Regions from separate parts of the Homo sapiens genome. Here region 1 is linked to region 2. A link is a contact called in ENCODE Hi-C or POLR2A ChIA-PET data. All regions are on one chromosome and are shown on one strand. The core of a region is the stretch at or near the end of the contact, and the rest is flanking DNA. Distances in the headings are between cores, read along the strand shown.

Evidence for each region. A loop is a pair of places that touch in the nucleus more often than their neighbours do. ChIA-PET counts read pairs that join two places held with the same protein, here RNA polymerase II (POLR2A). Pooled maps may share reads with other maps.
Region 1: a loop to region 2 is called in a pooled map, with 2.7 times the contacts of the local background. The contact joins two enhancer-like sites. A Hi-C loop is called at or near these places in 1 of 50 pooled maps. POLR2A ChIA-PET finds 5 or more read pairs at or near these places in 3 of 52 experiments (B cell, GM12878 and HEK293).

What each region holds. Positions count from the first base shown.
Region 1 is chr7:75,564,062-75,568,442 of GRCh38, forward strand. HIP1 (huntingtin interacting protein 1) reads right to left here. Exons shown (of 31, transcript NM_005338.7): 9 at 4,138-4,195. Among named protein-coding and RNA genes, the nearest start is that of SPDYE5, 74 kb to the left of the region's middle. Within about 2 kb of position 1,315, at least 8 of the 41 ENCODE cell types and tissues checked have a DNase peak (open chromatin) inside an H3K27ac peak, as active enhancers do.
Region 2 is chr7:75,661,686-75,666,530 of GRCh38, forward strand. The region is part of intron 1 of HIP1 (huntingtin interacting protein 1); the gene reads right to left. Among named protein-coding and RNA genes, the nearest start is that of HIP1, 75 kb to the right of the region's middle. Within about 2 kb of position 1,251, at least 4 of the 41 ENCODE cell types and tissues checked have a DNase peak (open chromatin) inside an H3K27ac peak, as active enhancers do.

The DNA of each region.
Region 1 (4,381 bases), core at 65-2,564, 98 kb before region 2:
TTAATTTTTTGGTAGAAACAGGCTCTTGCTGTGTTGCCCAGGCTGGTCTCAAACTCCTGGCTTCAAGCAATCCTACTGCCTTGGCCTCCCAAAGTGCTGGGATTACAGGCATGAGCCACCACATCTGGCAAAATCAACATCTTTTTCTCATTCTCAAATCTCTATTTTGAATCTAAACACTGAAGACCAAGAAACCTAAGAGAATCCAGACTTATATATTCTTCATTTTTATTTTGTTTGTTTATTTTTTGAGATGGAGTGTCGCTCTTATTGCCCAGGCTGGAGTGCAATGGCGCGATCTCGGCTCACTGCAAGCTCCACCTTCCAGGTTCAAGGGATTCTCCTGCCTCAGCCTGCTGAGTTGCTGGGATTACAAGCATGTGCCATCATGCCTGGGTAATTTTGTATCTTTAGTAGAGATGGGGTTTCTCCATGTTGGTCAGGCTGGTTTCGAACTCCCGACCTCAGGTGATCCGCCCGTCTCGGCCTCCCAAAATGTTGGGGTTATAGGCGTGAGCCAATGTGCCCTGCCTATTTGTAAATATTTTTTTGAGATTGGGTCTTAGTCTGTCGCCCAGGCTGGAGTATAGTGGCAAAATCATAGCTCACTGCAGCCTTGACCTCCCTGGGCCCAAGGGATCCTCTCACCTCAGCCTCCAAGTAGCTGGGAGTACAGGTGTGTGCCACCACACCTGGCTAATTTTTTGTGTGTTTTTGATAAAGATGGGGTCTCTCTATGTTGTCCAGGCTGGTCTCAAACTCCTGGGCTCAAGCCATCTACCCACCTTGGCCTTCCAAAGTGCTGGGATTATAGGTGAGAGCCACCATGCTTGGCCTGTTTTAATTTTTTTAGAGACAAGGTCTTGCTGTGTCACCCAGGCTGAAGTGCAGTGGAACGATCAAGGCTTGCTGCAATCTCAACCTCCTGGGCTCAAGCGATCCTCCCACCTCAGCCTCCTGAGTAGCTGGAGTTAACTACATCTATTCTGAGATGAAAGGGGTACATGGGCCTTAAATCCTTTGGCCTGCAACAATGAACTTTCTCCAGCTTAGTCCAATAAACGAAACCCCCAGGGTCTCGTTACAGCCTGTCAGATCCCAAGACTTAGGCCTGTCTCTGTCTCTGTGACATCACTGCTGCTTCCCCTGAATTCAAGGACAGTGAGGTCTCAGACAGCAGCCGTGTCTGTGTGGAACAGCAAAGTGGCTACTCAGGGGAGATGTTTTTCTAAGCTAGAAGCAAATGAAAGGAAATGAAATCACCTGACCACACATCCCCATCTTGCTGGTTTGGAGCCAACAGTAACAGGCTCAACTGCTTTCACAAGCTACCGGAATTTGACATTCCAGGAAATCAGCCTCAGGGCCTGTCTCCTTGGACTAAAGAAGCCATTTATCACAGAATATGTACTCGGCTTCTCAAATGGAACAGGGGTACCAGGAGGTGGGTACAACCACACACTTGTCCTTCGCTTGCTCCTGGGGAACCAGGCAGAGAAGCTGAAACTTGGCATTTGGGAGTTATGGTCAAGGGTGAGGAAATTAACAGGAAAAACAAGAGAGTGCACTTTTACACAGCTAAGTCAGGAGGCCCTTCTCAGCCCCCTCTGTCCTCCCAACTCTCACTCTATTATCCTTCCCTTTTGCCTGGTTTCGCCTCCCCTCCCCTCCTTTCCTTTTTTTTTTTTTGGATGGAGTCTTGCTCTGTTGCCCAAGCTGTAGTGCAGTGGCATGATCTCAGCTCATTGCAACCTCTGCCACCTGAGTTCAAGCAATTCTCCTGCCTCAGCCTCCTGAGTAGCTGGGATTACAGGGCTAATTTTTGTATTTACAGTAGAGACAGGGTTTCATCATGTTAGCCAGGCTGCTCTCAAACTCCTGACCTCAAGCGATCCACTTGCTTCGGCCTCCCAAAGTGCTGGGATTACAGGTGTGAGCCACTGCACCCAGCCTAAGTAAAGATCTTTTGTTTTTGTTTTTGTTTTGAGATGGAATCTCATTCTGACGCCCAGGCCTGAGTGCAGTGATGTGATCTTGGCTCACTGCAACCTCCACCTCCTGGGTTCAAGCGATTCTTCTGCCTCAGCCTCCCGAGTAGCTGGGATTACAGGTGTGCACCACCATGCCCTGCTAATTTTTTAGTAGAGACGGGGTTTCACCATGTTGGCCAGGCTGGTCTTGAACTCCTGACCTCAAGTGATCTGCCCACCTCGGCCTCCCAAAGTGCTGGGATTACAGGCATGAGCCACTGCACCCGGCTGGTGTTAGCAACTTTTATTGAGGCGGCAGTGCACAGCCAGCAGCGGAGGTCCTGTTCCTTGCAGCGCAGGGCTACTCCATACGCAGTGAGCCCAGAATAGCAGCTGTTACATTTATACCCACTTTTAATTATATGTAAATTAAGGGGCAGATTATGCAGAAATTTCTAGAAAAAAAGTGGTAAATTCCAGATTGTCAGGTTATTGCCATGGAAAGGGGCGCTAACTTCCGGATGTTGCCATAGCAATGGTAAACTGTCACTGCACACTGGTAGGTGTGTCTTATGCAGAGGTGCTTCCGCCCTTTCCCTGTTTTACTTGTCCTTAATTTGGTCCGATGCCCAAGCCCTGCCTCCAGAGTCCAGTCTCCCATCCCACCTCAGAAGCAGGTCATATTTGTAGGGTATCAACCAAACCTGCTAGTGGATTGGACATGGGGGATGAGGAAAATGGTGACTTCCAGATCTCTGGCCTAAATGGATGATGGCAGTATTTGTTGAGATAGAAAAGAATGGGGAGGGGCTGGGCACAGTGACTCGCGCCGGTAATCCCATCACTTTGGGAGGCAGATCACTTGAGGTCAGGAGTTCCAGACCAGCCCGGCCAACATGGTGAAATCCTGTCTCTACTAAAAATACAAAAATTAGTCGGGCATGGTGGTGGGCGCCTGTAATCCTAGCTACTGAAGAGGCTGAGGCAGGAGAATCACTGGAGATGGGGAGGCTGAGGTTGCAGTAAGCCAAGATCACACCACCGCACTCAAGCCTGGGTGACAGAGCGAGACTCTGTCTCAAAAACAAAAACAAAAACAAACAAACAAAAACAGAATGGAGAGAGAAAGGTTTTTTTTTGTTTTTTTTTTTTGAGAAAACCTAAAGTACAGTTTGAGATTTAAGTATGCTATACAGATGTCAAATTGGGGACAAGAGGCTGGCATTCAGAAGTAAGGTCTGGCTAGAGATGCATATTTAGGGGTTATCAGTCTATAAATGCTATAAGACCAGAACTTAGGGAGACAGAAAAGAGAAGAGGATGAAGTCTGGGGCATAAGCAGGCAACTAATGAATGGATGAAATCTCTTTCTTCTATATGCTTCTATGGGATTTATTAGATAACCAATAGTTACCCTAGCTATAGGTAGATTTGCCTCTGTCTGAGCTATTTTCTGTCACTTTATCACCTTAGAATGAAGATAACCTCAGGTCGGGTGCAGTGGCTCACGCCTGTAATCCCAACACTTTGGGAGGCTGAGGTGGGCAGATCACAAGGTCAAGAGATCGAGACCATCCTGGCCAACATGGTGAAACCCTATCTCTACTAAAAATACAAAAATTAGCTGGGCATGGTGGTGTGTGCCTGTAGTCTCAGCTACTCGAGAGGCTGATGCAGGAGAATCACTTGAACCCAGGAGGCGGAGGTTGCAGTGAGCCGAGATCGTGCCATTGCCATTGCACTCCAGCCCGAAGATAACCTCACGCCCACAAGTATTTAAAAAAAATTTTTTTTTAGAGACAGGGTCTCACTTTGTCACATAGACTGAAGTCCAGTGGCACAATCTAGCTCACTGCAGCCTCGGACTCCTAGGCTCAGGCCATCCTCCTGCCTCAGCCTCTCAAGTGGCTGGGATCACAGGTGCATACCACCGTGCCCAGCTAATTTGTTTTACATTTTTTTTCTGTAGAGATGGGGTCTCGCTATGTTGCCCAGCCTGGTGTCAAACTCTTGGCCTCAAGTGATCCTCCCGCCTCAGCCTCCCAAAGAGTTGGGGTTACAGGCATGAACCACTGTGTCCAGCCACCTCTCACAGTGCACTTGCATGGCTTAATGATTTTATAGCGCTCTTGAATTCACCTCCATTCCTGTTACTTGAACCACTTACTTTGTAAACTGCTCCATGAAGCGGTCCCGGTGGCCTTGCAGGGTGTCAGCTGGGAGGCCTGGAAGAAATTGGAAAGAGTGTGAGAGGGGAGGGGGACCAGAGGGCAGGGAAGCCACAGCGGGGCTCTCGAGGGGGAGGGGCCCAGCTACCCTGGGGCATGTGGCCAGCACTGCCAGGGGCCACGACTGGCCTAGAGCTGTCCCGAGGTCTGGTAACCAAGGGAGCCCAGCAGGAACCAGCAGGA
Region 2 (4,845 bases), core at 1-2,500:
GCAGGGAATGGGGAGCAAAAGGTGCTACAAGTGCTGTTAGGTCCTGATGTCATCTTGGGGGCAGCTACAGCAGAGTAACGCAGGCCTAAGTCCAAATGTGTGCCTTGGAGCCACTGGGGGAGGATGGGCAGTGGGAGGTGGTGAGAGGGATTTCTCTTTGGGAAAGGCTGGTGGTGAAGGGCAGGGAGTCACAGGAAGTTCCCCAAGAGTGTGGAAAAATCCAGAGGAGGCAATCAGGCTTTTAAGGATGGAGAAGATTTGCATATGGTGGGAGGCAGAAGGAACGGAGTGAAGAGGAAGCGCAATGGGAGAGAGATGGATGAGTGGACAGGGTCTCTGAGGAGGGGTGGACTGGAGAGTGGGTGCGTGAGTGAGCCACAAGGGGTGAAGGTGGAGGGGAGGGAGGAGGGGAAGGAGGGGGCGTAGCTGGCGATGTCATGGGGGATGAAATCAGAGATGATGAGGAGGCTCACACTGGAGGGTCTCCACTATTTTTGTTTGTTTGTTTGTTTGTTTGAGACAGGTTCTTGTTCTGTCACCCAGGATGGACCACAGTGGTGCGATCACAGCACATGGCAGCCTGGAACTCCTGGGCTCCAGTAACCCTCCCACCCCAGCCTCCCGAGTAGCTGGGAGTACAGACCTGCACCACCACGCCCAGCTATTTTATTTGGTAAAGATGAGGTCTTGCTATGTTGTCCTAGCTGGTCTCAAACTCCTGGTCTCAAGCAATCCTCCTACCTGGGACTCCCCCAGTGCTCAGACTACAAGTGTGAGCCACCATGCCTGGCTGGAAAGAGGCTTTTATTTATTTTATTTTATTAACTAATTTATTTTTGAGACAGCGTCTCGCTCTGTCGCCCAGGCTGGAGTGCAGTTGCGTGATCTCAGCTCACTGCAACCTCCCTCTCCCAGGTTCAAGTGACTCTCCTGCCTCAACTTCCCTAGAAGCTGGGATTACAGGCACACACTACCATGCCTGGCTAATTTCTGTATTTTTAGTAGAGACGGGATTTCACCATGTTGGTCAGTCTTGTCTCGAACTCCTGACCTCAAATGATCCATCCTCCTCAGCCTCCTGGAGTGAGCCACGGTGCCTGGCCTGGAAAGAGGTTTTTAAAGGTTAGAGGACACGAGGGCCTGTTTTTAAGCTGAGAGGAGGAATAATTATTGAAGATATGAAAGAGAATGGGGACAGGGACAGAGCAAGTTCTCAGAGGACACCAGCACAGGTGGCTAAGATCCGAGCTGCTTCCTGCAGCGTCACCACACCGGCGACCCATGCTGAGGCTTCCTCAATGAAAATCCCCACCTTTTTTCTACATGAACTGCTGCAAGCCACAGTTGCCCATCTGATATTTGCATGCCTGTGAGTTTCAGATGTAACTACAAGAATTTACACTTATCCTAATTACGTTTCATAAACTGTCTTTATGATCATCTGTTCTGGTACAACGACCAAGAAAACATTCAGTGGGTGGTTTGGCAAGTTCTGTTTTGAATCAGCTGTGCACCAGGTGTGTGCCAGGCCAGTAGGAAGATCCCGGACAGCGTCTTTGCTCTCCAGATGTCTGTAGTGTAAGTGGGAAGGAAAACTCAAAGACAGATCATTTAAACAAATATAATGTCCAGACCAGGAGGGGTGGCGTACACCTATAGTCCCAGCTACTCAGGAGGCTGAGGTGGGAGGATCGCTGGAACCTAGGCAGTCAAGGCTGCAGTGAGCTATGATTGCACCACTGCACTCCAGCCTGGGTGACAGAGTGTGTCATCCTGGCGGCACTGCTCCTACCCCTACAGCAGGCGAGGCGGACTGATGTAGGAGGCAGATGGTCAATTCAGGGTGTTTGCCAGGGGACAGGAGCAGATCTGAGTTTTTGATGCATCACTGACCTCTGTGCAGGGACAGCTCTGAGGATGGCCAGGGTGGAGACTGGGATCAGTGAAGAGGGTACTGCCAGTTCTGGGTGTACTAGATGAGTCCTGACCATGAGCAGTGAAAATAGGAAAGAGATGAGAGAACAGAGCCGCCAGGGAGTATTTAGGAGGTAAAACCCAGCAGGAGACGGGAATGGAAGGGAGTGGGAGGGGAGTGGAGTAGTGAGTGATAATTTGACTTCTAGTTTTCTGACTCAGCTAATCAGTAGAGCAACGGTCCTGCTAAGGCAAGATTACAGGGGATCAGAACACAGGGAGGTGTCAGCCTCTAGCAGGGGAACAGCTACCTTCCATTATTTTATGTATGTGTGTATATATATATATACACATATATGTGTATATATATATACACATATATGTGTATATATATACACATATATGTGTATATATATACACATATATGTGTATATATATACACATATATGTGTATATACACATATATGTGTATATACACACACATATACACACATATGTGCATACATACATGTATGCATATATGCACACACATGTGTGTACATACATACATGTATGTGTGTATATTTACATACATATATGTACATACATATATACACACATATACATATGTATATATACATATATTGTGTGTGTATACATACACATACTATATACACACATATATGTATACATACATATATACACACATATATGTATGTATATATGTATGTATATGTATACATACACATGCATATATATGTGTGTATGTATACGTATACATACATATATACACATACATATGTGTATGTATACGTATACATACATATATACACATACATATGTGTGTGTATACATATACATACATATATACACATACATATGTGTGTGTGTATACGTATACACACATATATACACATACATATATATGTATGTGTATGTATACGTATACATACATATATACACATACATATATATGTATGTGTATGTATACGTATACATACATATATATATGTATAGGGAGAGAGAGAGAGAGAGAGAGACAGGCAGACGGACAGACAAAGTCTTGCTCCATTGCTCCATTGCCCAGGCTGGAGTGCAGTAGTACAATCTCGGCTCACTGCAACCTCTGCCTCCCAGGTTCAAGCAATTCTCATGCCTCAGCTTCCTGAGTAGCTGGGATTACAAGCATGCACCACCACGTCCGACTAATTTTTGTATTTTTAGTAGGGTTGGGATTTCACCATATTGGCCAGGCTGGTCTTGAACTCCTGGCCTCAAGTGATCTGCCTGCCTTGGCCTCCCAAAGTGCTGGGATTACGGGCGTGAGCCATCATGCCCAGTCCAGATACTTTCCATTTCAACAGAGGGAAAGAAGAGACTAATTTGGGCTCAAATACACTGAGATGTCTGGTTGGCTGGGTTTGGTGGTTCGCACCTGTAATCCTAGCTCTTTGGGAGGCCAAGGTGTTCGAAACCAGCCTGGGAAATATAGTGAATATAGTGAGACCCTGTTTCTACAAAAAAAATTTAAAAATTAGAAAGGCATGGAGGTGCACACATATAGTCCCAGCTAGTCAGGGGGTTGAGGGAGGAGGATTGTTTGAGGCCAGGAGTTGGAGGCTACAGTGAGCTATGATCAAGCCACTGCACTCCAGCCTGGGTGACAGAGCAAGACCCTATCTCTATAAAAAAATAAGAACAATTAAAACAAAATAAAGGTCTGGCTGCAGGAAGCAGAGGGCATTTCCATCTGATAAATTTGATTTTCTGTGTGAAATTAGGAGGGATGGAGTTGTAGCTTGGAGGGGCAGGAAGGTTTGAGGTAGTATCTGTGGAGAGAACCACGTGGGGCACAAAAGGGCCACTGAGCAGTGTTGAAGGTCCAGTGGGATGTGGAGGCCATCCTGTCTTGTGGCTTTGCTAATGGTATCTTTTCTCATACTAAAGCTTCTCATTTTTCCGTAGTCATTTTTTTTTTTTTGAGACAGTCTCGCTCTGTCGCTCAGGCTGGAGTGCAGTGGTGTGATCTCAGCTTACTGCAACCTCCACCTCCTGGATTCAAGTGATTCTCCTGCCTCAGCCTCCCCAGTAGCTGGGATTGCAGGCATGCCATCACCATGCCTGGCTAATTTTTGTATTTTCAGTAGAGACGGGGTTTTGCTATGTTGGCCAGGCTGGTCTCGAACTCCTGGACTCAAGTGATCCGCCTGCTTCGGCCTCCCAAAGTGCTGGGATTACAGGCATGAGCCACTGCTCCTGGCCTTTCCATAGTCAAATTTATCAACTTTTCCATTATAGCTTGTAGGTTTGTGGTATGCTTTAGGAAGCCTTCCTTTTATATGGCAATGTGAAAAAAACCAACAAAACAAAACAACTGGGCAGGCCTGTATGTATGGACTGAAACAATATCCAAGATCTATGTTACTCAGCGAAATACCACTGCAGACCCACACAGACGATATGCTTGCAGTTGCACAGAGGTGGCTGCCTCTGCAGAGAAGGACCAGAGGCTGGGGGATGTGGGATGAACTGGTCACCCTCTTGTATGGTAGATTTTTTTTTAATCATGCTTTATTAATTAATTAATTAATTAATTTTATTTTTTTTTGAGATGGAGTCTCCCTCTGTTGCCCAGGCCGGAGTGCAGTGGCGTGATCTCGGCTCATTGCAACCTCTTCCTCCTGGGTTCAAGCGATTCTCCTGCCTCAGCCTCCCAAGTAGCTGGGATTACAGGTGCATCATCACCATGCCCGGCTAATTTTTGTACATTCAGTAGAGACAGGGTTTCGCCATGTTGGCCAGGCTGGTCTCAAACTACTGACCTCAGATGATCCACCCACCTCGGCCTCCCAAAGTGCTGGGATTACAGGCGTGAGCCACCGTGCCAGGCCCATGCATTATATATTTAAAAAATAGATACAATCAATAAAAGAAAATTACAAAGAAAGACAA